Regions from separate parts of the Homo sapiens genome. Here region 2 is linked to region 1. The links are chromatin loops, found by intact Hi-C in ENCODE. Cell type or tissue: heart left ventricle. All regions are shown on one strand. Each heading gives the region's core, and the rest is flanking DNA. Links, peaks and the distances in the headings are about the cores only. Region 1 has its middle 11 kb from the start of EIF4E. Region 2 overlaps TSPAN5 (tetraspanin 5).

Evidence for each region. A loop is a pair of places that touch in the nucleus more often than their neighbours do. Peaks named below come from ENCODE experiments on the same cell type or tissue, not always from the same donor. Only the 100,000 strongest peaks of a DNase experiment are listed, where the experiment ranks them.
Region 2: it touches region 1 in a loop (2.6-fold over the local background); 33 of 110 quality-filtered maps call a loop at or near these places.

Annotation. Positions count from the first base shown.
Region 1 is chr4:98,937,462-98,941,860 of GRCh38, reverse strand. No RefSeq gene overlaps it. Among named protein-coding and RNA genes, the nearest start is that of EIF4E, 11 kb to the right of the region's middle. In heart left ventricle, for the core only: a CTCF peak has its summit at 1,856 (motif pointing left); no DNase peak of the experiment used is centred there.
Region 2 is chr4:98,470,585-98,474,983 of GRCh38, reverse strand. TSPAN5 (tetraspanin 5) reads left to right here. Exons shown (of 8, transcript NM_005723.4): 8 at 2,397-4,399. The coding sequence ends at 2,462. Among named protein-coding and RNA genes, the nearest start is that of TSPAN5, 190 kb to the left of the region's middle. In heart left ventricle, for the core only: no CTCF peak of the experiment used is centred there; a DNase peak (open chromatin) is centred at 2,483.

The DNA.
Region 1 (4,399 bases), core at 98-4,097:
CTTCATGTGATTCCAGGAGTCACCGATCCATCAAGGTGAGCTCACTTTGGTCCCACTTCTTGACACCAGATTATGTCAACCTAAATAACAGGCAGAGAGAGACTCTATAAAAGAAAATGATAGTTTTGGGGATTGAGCCTTGCAATGGGAATACAGGGAGCATGTTCTGGGAGGTAAAAGGGTTTTTCAGTGAAAAATGAGGGGGATTACATAACTATTTTGAAACAATTATCTTTGCCTACAGAGACCAATAACGAGGATGGTGTCAGTCCAAGGTTGGACAGGCAGTTGCTCAGCACATGTGCTCACAGAAGTATTTTTATTTTTCACAGAAGTATTTTTTGTATGAGGTTGAAGTAGCCTCTGTGTAAGGTCATGTTTTTTGCTATCTTTTGTGATAGTTCTTGTTATTAGGCATACATGCGTGACAACCCTCCTTTCAAGGCCTTCCATTTGCCAGGGTTTTACACAAATGATTCCATTTTCATTCTGACAAGTTTTATTATATAAACTGAAATTACATTGCATATAGTATTTCATGAAATTACCAAAGCACAAAAAGTTTGATAACTGGCTGGGTGCAGCGGCTCAAGCCTGTAATCTCAGCACTTTGGGAGGCTGAGGCAGGCAGATCGCCTGAGGTCAGTTGGAAACCAGCCTGGCCAACATAGTGAAACCCCATCTCTACTAAAAATACAAAAATTAGCCGGGCATGGCGGCCCATGCCTATAATCCCAGCTACTTGGGAGGCTGAGACAGGAGAATCGCTTGAACCCGGGAGGTGAAGGTTGCAGTGAGCCGAAATCGCGCCACTGCACTGCAGCCTGGGTGGCAGAGCGAGACTACGTCTCAAAGTTTGATAATTTATTAATCAGAGTATGAGGCTACCATATGTTGATAATGAGAATGTTAATTCAATCTCTTCCCAGGATATTTTATAATATCTATGAAAATCACACATGCACACCTAATAATTTGTCTTTTTTTTTTTTTTTGAGACAGAGTCTCACTCTGTCACCCAGGCTGGAGTGCAGTGGCATGATCTTGGCTCACTGCAATCTCCTCCTCCTGGGTTCAAGTGATTCTCCTGCCTCAGCCTCCTGAGTAGCTGGGATTACAGGTGTGTGCCATCACGCCCAGCTAATTTTCTTGTGTTTTTAGTAGAGACGGGGTTTCACCACGTAGGCCAGGCTGGTCTCAAACTCCTGAGCTCAAGTGATCCACTTCCTCGGGCTCCTAAAGTGTCAGGATTACAGGCATGAGCCATGGCGTCCGTCTTAATAATTCCTCTTCTCAAGTCTATTCCAATGACTTGTGTATAATGGAAAGTTATGGAACCATTCTTTGCATTAGAAAAAATGTTTTTGTTTTTGTTTTTTTTTTAAAAAAAAACACACATAAAAGACTCCAAGATACTGGTTAGATGAATTATTCCTTATCTATGAAATGAAATAATTTGCAGTCAATGAAAAGAATTAGGCAGCTTTCTATATACTTATATGAAAGCATCACCTACAAATATGTAAAAAGAAGTAACACAAAGCATGTACAGTACACTCCCATTTGAGCTGTTTTTTTTTTTTTTTTAGTACATACATATATACTCAAAAATAAGTGGTAGTACAGAGATAAGATTGTTTTAGGCTCATGCAGAGAAGTCATCGGCTCAACAGTTAAGGAGTAAAATTTATTCTATCTCCTACTTTACATTCCTTATTTCTCCATTTCCCCCTCCATGTTGACTGCAGCCAGTTTAAGTATTCACATAAAAACAACTTCTCTCAAGAAAATGCTCTTAATTCCAGTCGACTTTCTCAGGATTGTGGAAACCTTCCCAGAAGCCCTCTAGTGGACAAAACTTTTACACCTTACATTGGCCTGTTTTTGGAGACCAATGAAATAAGCAATAGGATTGCCACAAATAGTTTAGGCCAGTAGTTCTCAACCTGAGATGATTTCACTGTCTAGGAGTCACTTGGCAATATCTGGAGTATTTTTAGTTGTCACACCTTAGAGAAAGGGTGCACTGGCATCTAAAGGATAGAAGCCAGGGATACTGCTAAACATCTCACAATACATAAAACAACTTCCACAACTAAGAATTATCTGACCCTAAATGTCCACAGTATGGTGACTTCTGACTTAGACTAATCATTGTGAGAGACTCTTGTTGAGAAGTCATCCACCATGACCACTACGATAACCTTGACTTGTATAAAGTGAAGTGTCTGCATTCACCCTTTCAGTTATGACTCCTTCTAATTTTCCACCCAGGTCATGTGCCTCCAATAATGGTGTAAGGGGAACCATGAGGCAAGTCCCAGTAGAACCACATGGTTAGAGTGAGAAGGAATAGGTCCCCAAAAGATCAGAATTGCAAGTATTACAAAAAGAAAGCTGAACTATAGATATATAGATGTCCACTACACTAAGACAGTGAGAATGAAGAGGAGAGGGAATACTTGAGAACATAAAAATATGGCCAGGCATGGTGGCTCACATCTGTAATCCCAGCACTTTGGGAGGCTGAAGCAGGTGGATCATTCGAGGTCAGGAGTTCAAGACCATCCTGGGCAACATGGTGAAACCCTGTCTCTAATAAAAATACAAAAATTAGCCGGCATGGTGGGGCGCGCCTGTAGTCCTAGCTATTAGGGAGGCTGAGGCACAATAACCACTTTAACCCAAGAGGCGGAGGTTGCAGTGAGCCAAGATTGAGCCACTGCACTCCAGCCTGGGCAACAGAGGGAGACTCCGTCTTGAAAAATAATAATAATAATAATTGCTAAACCTTGCTGATTTACTGGATGTGGAGGATGAAAGAGTGACCATCATTGGAGAGATGATGACAAGATTTTAGGAAAGGAGTGACTGGAAGATGATTTTATAATTAACCAGGATAAAGAATTCAGGAAAAGAAACATATTTGGTGAGGTAGAAGGGAGATTAGTACTGTTTTTAGAATTCACTTACCTTCATCAGCATTCATCTAGGAGCAATTATCAGGATTAATTTTATAAGGTTGTCCTTGAGGTTATGTATTTTATTTATTTTATTGTTAAAAATTAATTTATTTTTTAAAATTATGTTGCCCAGGCTAGTATCAAACCCCTGGGCTCAAGTCATCTTCCTCCCTTGGCCTGCCAGAGTGCTGAGATTACAGGCATGAACCACCACACCTGTCCTGTTCTTGAGTTTTATAACCTATTCAATAATGATAAGTGTCACTAACTTTCCTAGTCTGACATAGGGAGATACTTACCCCATGAGTCAGCTACCATATTTGTATTCTAGGGCCCCGAGTAGTGCAGGCAACACACAGCCAAATCTTTCTGGACTTTCCTTTTCAACATGACAGGGAGACTACTACCAATTTCCTTTCCTCTGCTAAAGCACTTTTTTAGTTCAGGCAGAATATATTGCAACCACATAGTTTTACATTCCTTGGTTGAAATCACAATCCAATTGTTCTTCCCTAAAATTACACCTCAGTTATATTTATTTAATTTTGGTACTTTCCACTCATTATTGGGGAAGTAGTTTCTGTTGTCGCATTTCCCTCTGAATTAATTAAAAAGCCTAGAAACTTACTAGTCCAAGAGGACTATCCTAATACCAAGCTACTTGGCTGCTGAAGAGAGAATTAGAGAAGTGGAGCAGTCTACCAGCAGCCCTAGTTTGCAATTATGCTTTTGCCCATACATTTACATAACTAAAAGCAGCCACTACTGTGATTCTTCTCAGAATAAAAATGTGCTAAAGGGAAATTCTGTCTCCACTTAAAGTAGCAGCTGACAGTTTTTAAATTTGTTAAAACAAATATCAAATTCTACATACCCAGGCAACACATTTTACTTACTAATTCCATTCACACCTTGCATCATGCCTTGCTTTTAGCTCTGTGAACTACTTGTTTACTCACTCCCTTGTCATTTTTGTTATTATTATGTAAATTATTGGCTACAGGTCTATCTCAAGAGACTGGGCCTTAGAAATATTTTAACTATCTCCAGCCAACTTTCTCTTGTCTCAGATTCCTCTGATACCTTATTTTTCTTTCTTATTTATTTAGACTAAAATGCACTTTGTAATTTCATGTCAGTACCAATTTCACCAATTTCTTTTCCTTCCTTCCTTCCTTCCTTCCTTCCTTCTCTTTTGAGGCGAGTCTCGCTCTGTTGCCAGGCTGGAGTGCAGTGACGCTATCTCAGCCTACTGCAACCTCCGCCTCCTGGGTTCAAGCGATTCTCCTGCCTCAGCCTCCCAAGTAGCTCGGACTATAGGTGCACACCACCAAGCCCAGCTAATTTTTGTATTTTTAGTAGAAACAGGGTTTCACCATGTTGGCCAGAATGGTCTTGTTGGATAAAAAAATGTTCTGGAAATAAATGCTCGGTGC
Region 2 (4,399 bases), core at 261-4,260, 470 kb after region 1:
ACCAGGCCAGGTGTGGTAGCTCATGGATGTAATCCCAGCACTTTGAGAGACCAAGGCAGGAGGATGGCTTGAGCCCAGGAGTTCAAGACCAGCCTGAGCAACATAGCAAGTCCTTGTCTCTACAAAAAGTAAAAATAAAAAAATTAGCCAAATGTAATGGCACATGCCTGTGGTCCTAGCTACTCAGCAGGCTGAAGTGGGAGGATTGCTTGAGCCCAGAAGGTTGAAGCTGCAGTGAGTCGTGATTATGCAACTGCACTCTAACCTGGGTGACAGAGCAAGACCTTGTCTCAAAAAAATAAGAAAAAAATATATATGATTAAAAAGAAGAAATAAGGCCGGGTGCAGTGGCTCATGCCTGTAATTCCAGAACTTTGGGAGGCTGAGTCAGGTGGATCACTTGAGCTCAGGAGTTTCAAAACAGCCTGGGCAACATGACAAAACCCTGTCTCTACAAAATATACAAAAGTTAGCTGGGCATGATGGCGCATGCCTGTGGTCCCAGCTACTTGGGGGGCTGAGGAGGGAGGATCACTTGAGCCTGGGAGGTTGCAGTGAGCTGAGATCATGCCATTGCACTCCAGCCTGGGTGACAGAGCAAGATCCTATCTCAAAAAAGAAGATGAAATAAGCTCGTACGTATATGGTCAGTTGATTTTTGACAAGGGAACCAAAACCATTCAATAGGGAAAGAGCAGTCATTTCAACAAATGGTACTGGGAAAACTAGATATGCAAAATAATGAATTTAGACTAACTCACACCATATGTAAAAATTAACTCAAAATAAAGCAAAGACCTAAATATAAGAGCTAATGCTATAGAACTCCAGAAGAAAACATAGGCATAAATATTTGTGACTTTGGATTAAGCAGTGTCTTCTTAGATATGACATCAAAAGCATAAGCAATGAAACAAATGTAAATAAATTGGACTTCAAAATTTAAAACTGTGCTGAAAATGATACCATCAAGACAGTGAAAAGATAACTCCTAGTATCTAGAAAAATAAAGAACTTTAAAAAGTCAACAATAAAAAGACAAACAACTTAAAAATGGGCAGCCAGGCATGGTGACTTGTCCCTGTAATCCCAGCTGCTTGGGAAGCAGAGGCAGGAGCCTGCACTGAGCTATGATCACGCCACTGTACTCCAGCCTGGGCAACAGAGCAAAACCCAGTCCCTTAAATTATTAAAAAACAAACAAACAAACAAAAATACGGGCAGAGGATCTGAACAGACATTTCTCTAAAGATTAAAATTGCTAATAAAGGCCGAGGCGGGTGGATCATGAGGTCAGGAGATCGAGACCATCCTGGCTAACAAGGTGAAACCCCGTCTCTACTAAAAATACAAAAAATTAGCCGGGCGCGGTGGCGGGCGCCTGTAGTCCCAGCTACTCGGGAGGCTGAGGCAGGAGAATGGCGTGAACCCGGGAAGCGGAGCTTGCAGTGAGCCGAGATTGCGCCACTGCAGTCCGCAGTCCGGCCTGGGCGACAGAGCGAGACTCCGTCTCAAAAAAAAAAAAAAAAAATGGCTAATAAGCACATGAAAAGATGCCAACGTCAGTAGTCATTAAGGAAATGCAATTCAAAGCCACATATTTCATACTCGTTAAAGCGGTTAGAATAAAAAAGACAGACAATAACAAGTATCGGCAAGGATGTGGAGAAAACGAAACCCTCATATGTTGCTAATGGAAATGAAAATGTTGCAACCTCTTTGGGAAACAATTTAGCAGTTTCTCAAAAGTTAAATATAGTGCTACCATATGAGTCAGCAATTCTACTCCTAGAGGAGTACCCAAAAGAATTGAGAAAGTGTTTACCCAAAAACTTGTATGCTCATGTTCATAGCAGAATTATTCATAATTGCCAAAATGTGAGAGCAATGCAAATACACATCAACTGAGGAGTAGATAAACAAAATGGGGCATATCCATGCCATGGAATATCATTCAACCATCAAAAGGAATAAATTAATAGCACATGTATATGAACCTTGAAAATATTTTGCTACATGAAAAAGACAGCCACAAAAGCCCCATATTATATGATTCCCTTGATATGAAATGTCCAGAAGAGGCAAATCCACAGAGGCAGGAAGTAGATTAGTGGTTGCTAGGTCTGTAGGGATGGTGGGATGGGAATGACTGCTCACAGGTACAGGGTTTCTTTTTGGGGTAATGAAATGTTCTGTGATTAGATAGTGGTGATAGTTGCATAGCTTTGTGAATATACTAAAAGCCCCTGAATTATACACATTTCAAGGATGCTTTTTACCACATATGAATTACATCTTAAATTTCAAAAATCAATGATTTAAAAAAATGGGACACAGTGGCCAGGGAAACAAGTTACAAGTGTCACTGTTTCACTCACATTTTCTTCCTTTCTCAGATATTTGGGATATGCCTGGCCCAGAATTTGGTTAGCGATATCGAAGCTGTCAGGGCGAGCTGGTAGACCCCCTGCAACCGCTGCTGCAAGACACTGGACAGACCCAGCTTTCGGGACCCTCCCGCGTGCCGAACTGATCTTCGAGCTGCATGGACCTAATCACAGATGCAGCCTGCAGTCTCGCCTAATGGAGCTGCCATTAGGGGAGTGTAAAACTGGGAAATGCTGCTCACTGACAGAATTAAAAAAAAAAATAACCAGTATGAAAGTCGTTGCGCCGTGAATCTCTACTGTAGCCATGAATTTATGGACAGTTAGATGCTTACCAAAAAAGAAAAAAAGGGAGGGTAGGGGACCCAGATGTACTTGAATGTGCAGAAAATACATTCTTGTCCTCATCTTCCGTAATTGGAGGGCTGGGAGAGGCAGCTTTGCTCTTCACCACACCTTGGACGGACCACCTTCTTTCTGTTCCATGGCCTGAAGGAGTGCATCTCCTCAAAGACTCAGCCCCTCACCTGGGAGGGCAGTGGTTTGTGGGCATCCCTCCATGTACATTTTAGGAAACACTTGCAACTCTCATCTGAAGAAGAAAACAACTCATCTTTGGGTTCAGATTTTGTGATGGTATTCAGCAAGTCACTTGGGCGAGCACACTTGGTCTATCCTGGAAAGTCTCCTTATAAGAGAAGTTGTGTATTTCATGTGCACCGAGCAAGGGCATTGGAAGACGTCATGAGGCTGTATTTTAGCAGGACTGATCGTTTTTCTAAGTAGACCTGAGCTTTGTTTATCAGTGAAATTCAAGGAGAAAATGAGGTTAATGAAGAGGTATCAGTTAAATATCCCCTTCTTCTCACCCTGCCAAAATTAGCAGTTGGATTTTTGGAAACTCTGGAATATTCTGGGTCATTTTGTTTTGTATGTTTGTTGTTTTTCGTCTTCCAAAGGTGAAAGCTATGATACAGTTCCACTTAAATTTTAGTGTTTTCTTACTCAGCTCAAGCATTAATTTTTGATTAAGTCTTAATCTGCATGACCTGTGAATCTGAATCCATCATCTCCCTTTCCTGCCAGCTTTTCTACAAACATTGAAATATGTTATTTGGTCAGCACTTATTTCCTAGGTTCACAGCCTTGGGAGGTTGTGGCATGTCCTCCCAGTCTGGCTGGGAAGAGACCAGCTGTACCATCCAAATGCTTCCCTGGTCTTGATGATCTCTTCCAGAGTCGATCTGAGTGGCCTTTTCTGCACCCTCCCCTTCTTTCTCTTTGAATGGAATTAAACCCAATTTGGAAACAACATTGACCCAGTCAAAAGCTTCTAATGGTTTCTTTTTCTTCCTCCAGTTTTAGTTTGCTTTTATTAAAAAAAGAAAATAGTGCATGGCCATAGCTCCTTCAGTTCTCTTATTGCAGACTAACCATCAGGATGGTATCAAAGCACAAATACTTTGGAGGGGAATGCGTTGAACTGGGGCAAGTACTCTGTAACACAAAGTGGGAAACCACTTCCTGGTGCTGCCGCTCCTGCCCCCACTTTAGGTGGGAGGGACGAGTTTTGCCCTCTAGATTTTAATCCAGCTGGTGTCCACCGGATGTTGCCCTCCTGGGGAGCAGATATCAGTCTGTGGAACTCTGGGAAAACCACAGGCACATTTTTCGGTGCGGACAGATTTGCCAGCACATAACTGGGCAGCCAGCTAGAATACTTTGTGGAAATTAAGCGAGGTTTTCCATTTCAGCCCCATGGTGCATGGTGGTGGCCGATGAATGTGTCAGTCTGCTCAGAGAAAGGACAAAAAGGAAATTATTTTCAAAACTGTGTTCACTGTTTGGGTGTGTGTATGGCTCTGCATGTGTGTGTTTTTGTCTCTGTATAGGTAGAGGTATTCACATCTTACTCCGACTGTAAGGTTGTCTTACTTCATCTCTGCCCCCACCACAGTTGCCATTTTGTAATGTCCTTCCAACATGGAGAAGACACGAGCTCTCTCCAGTTG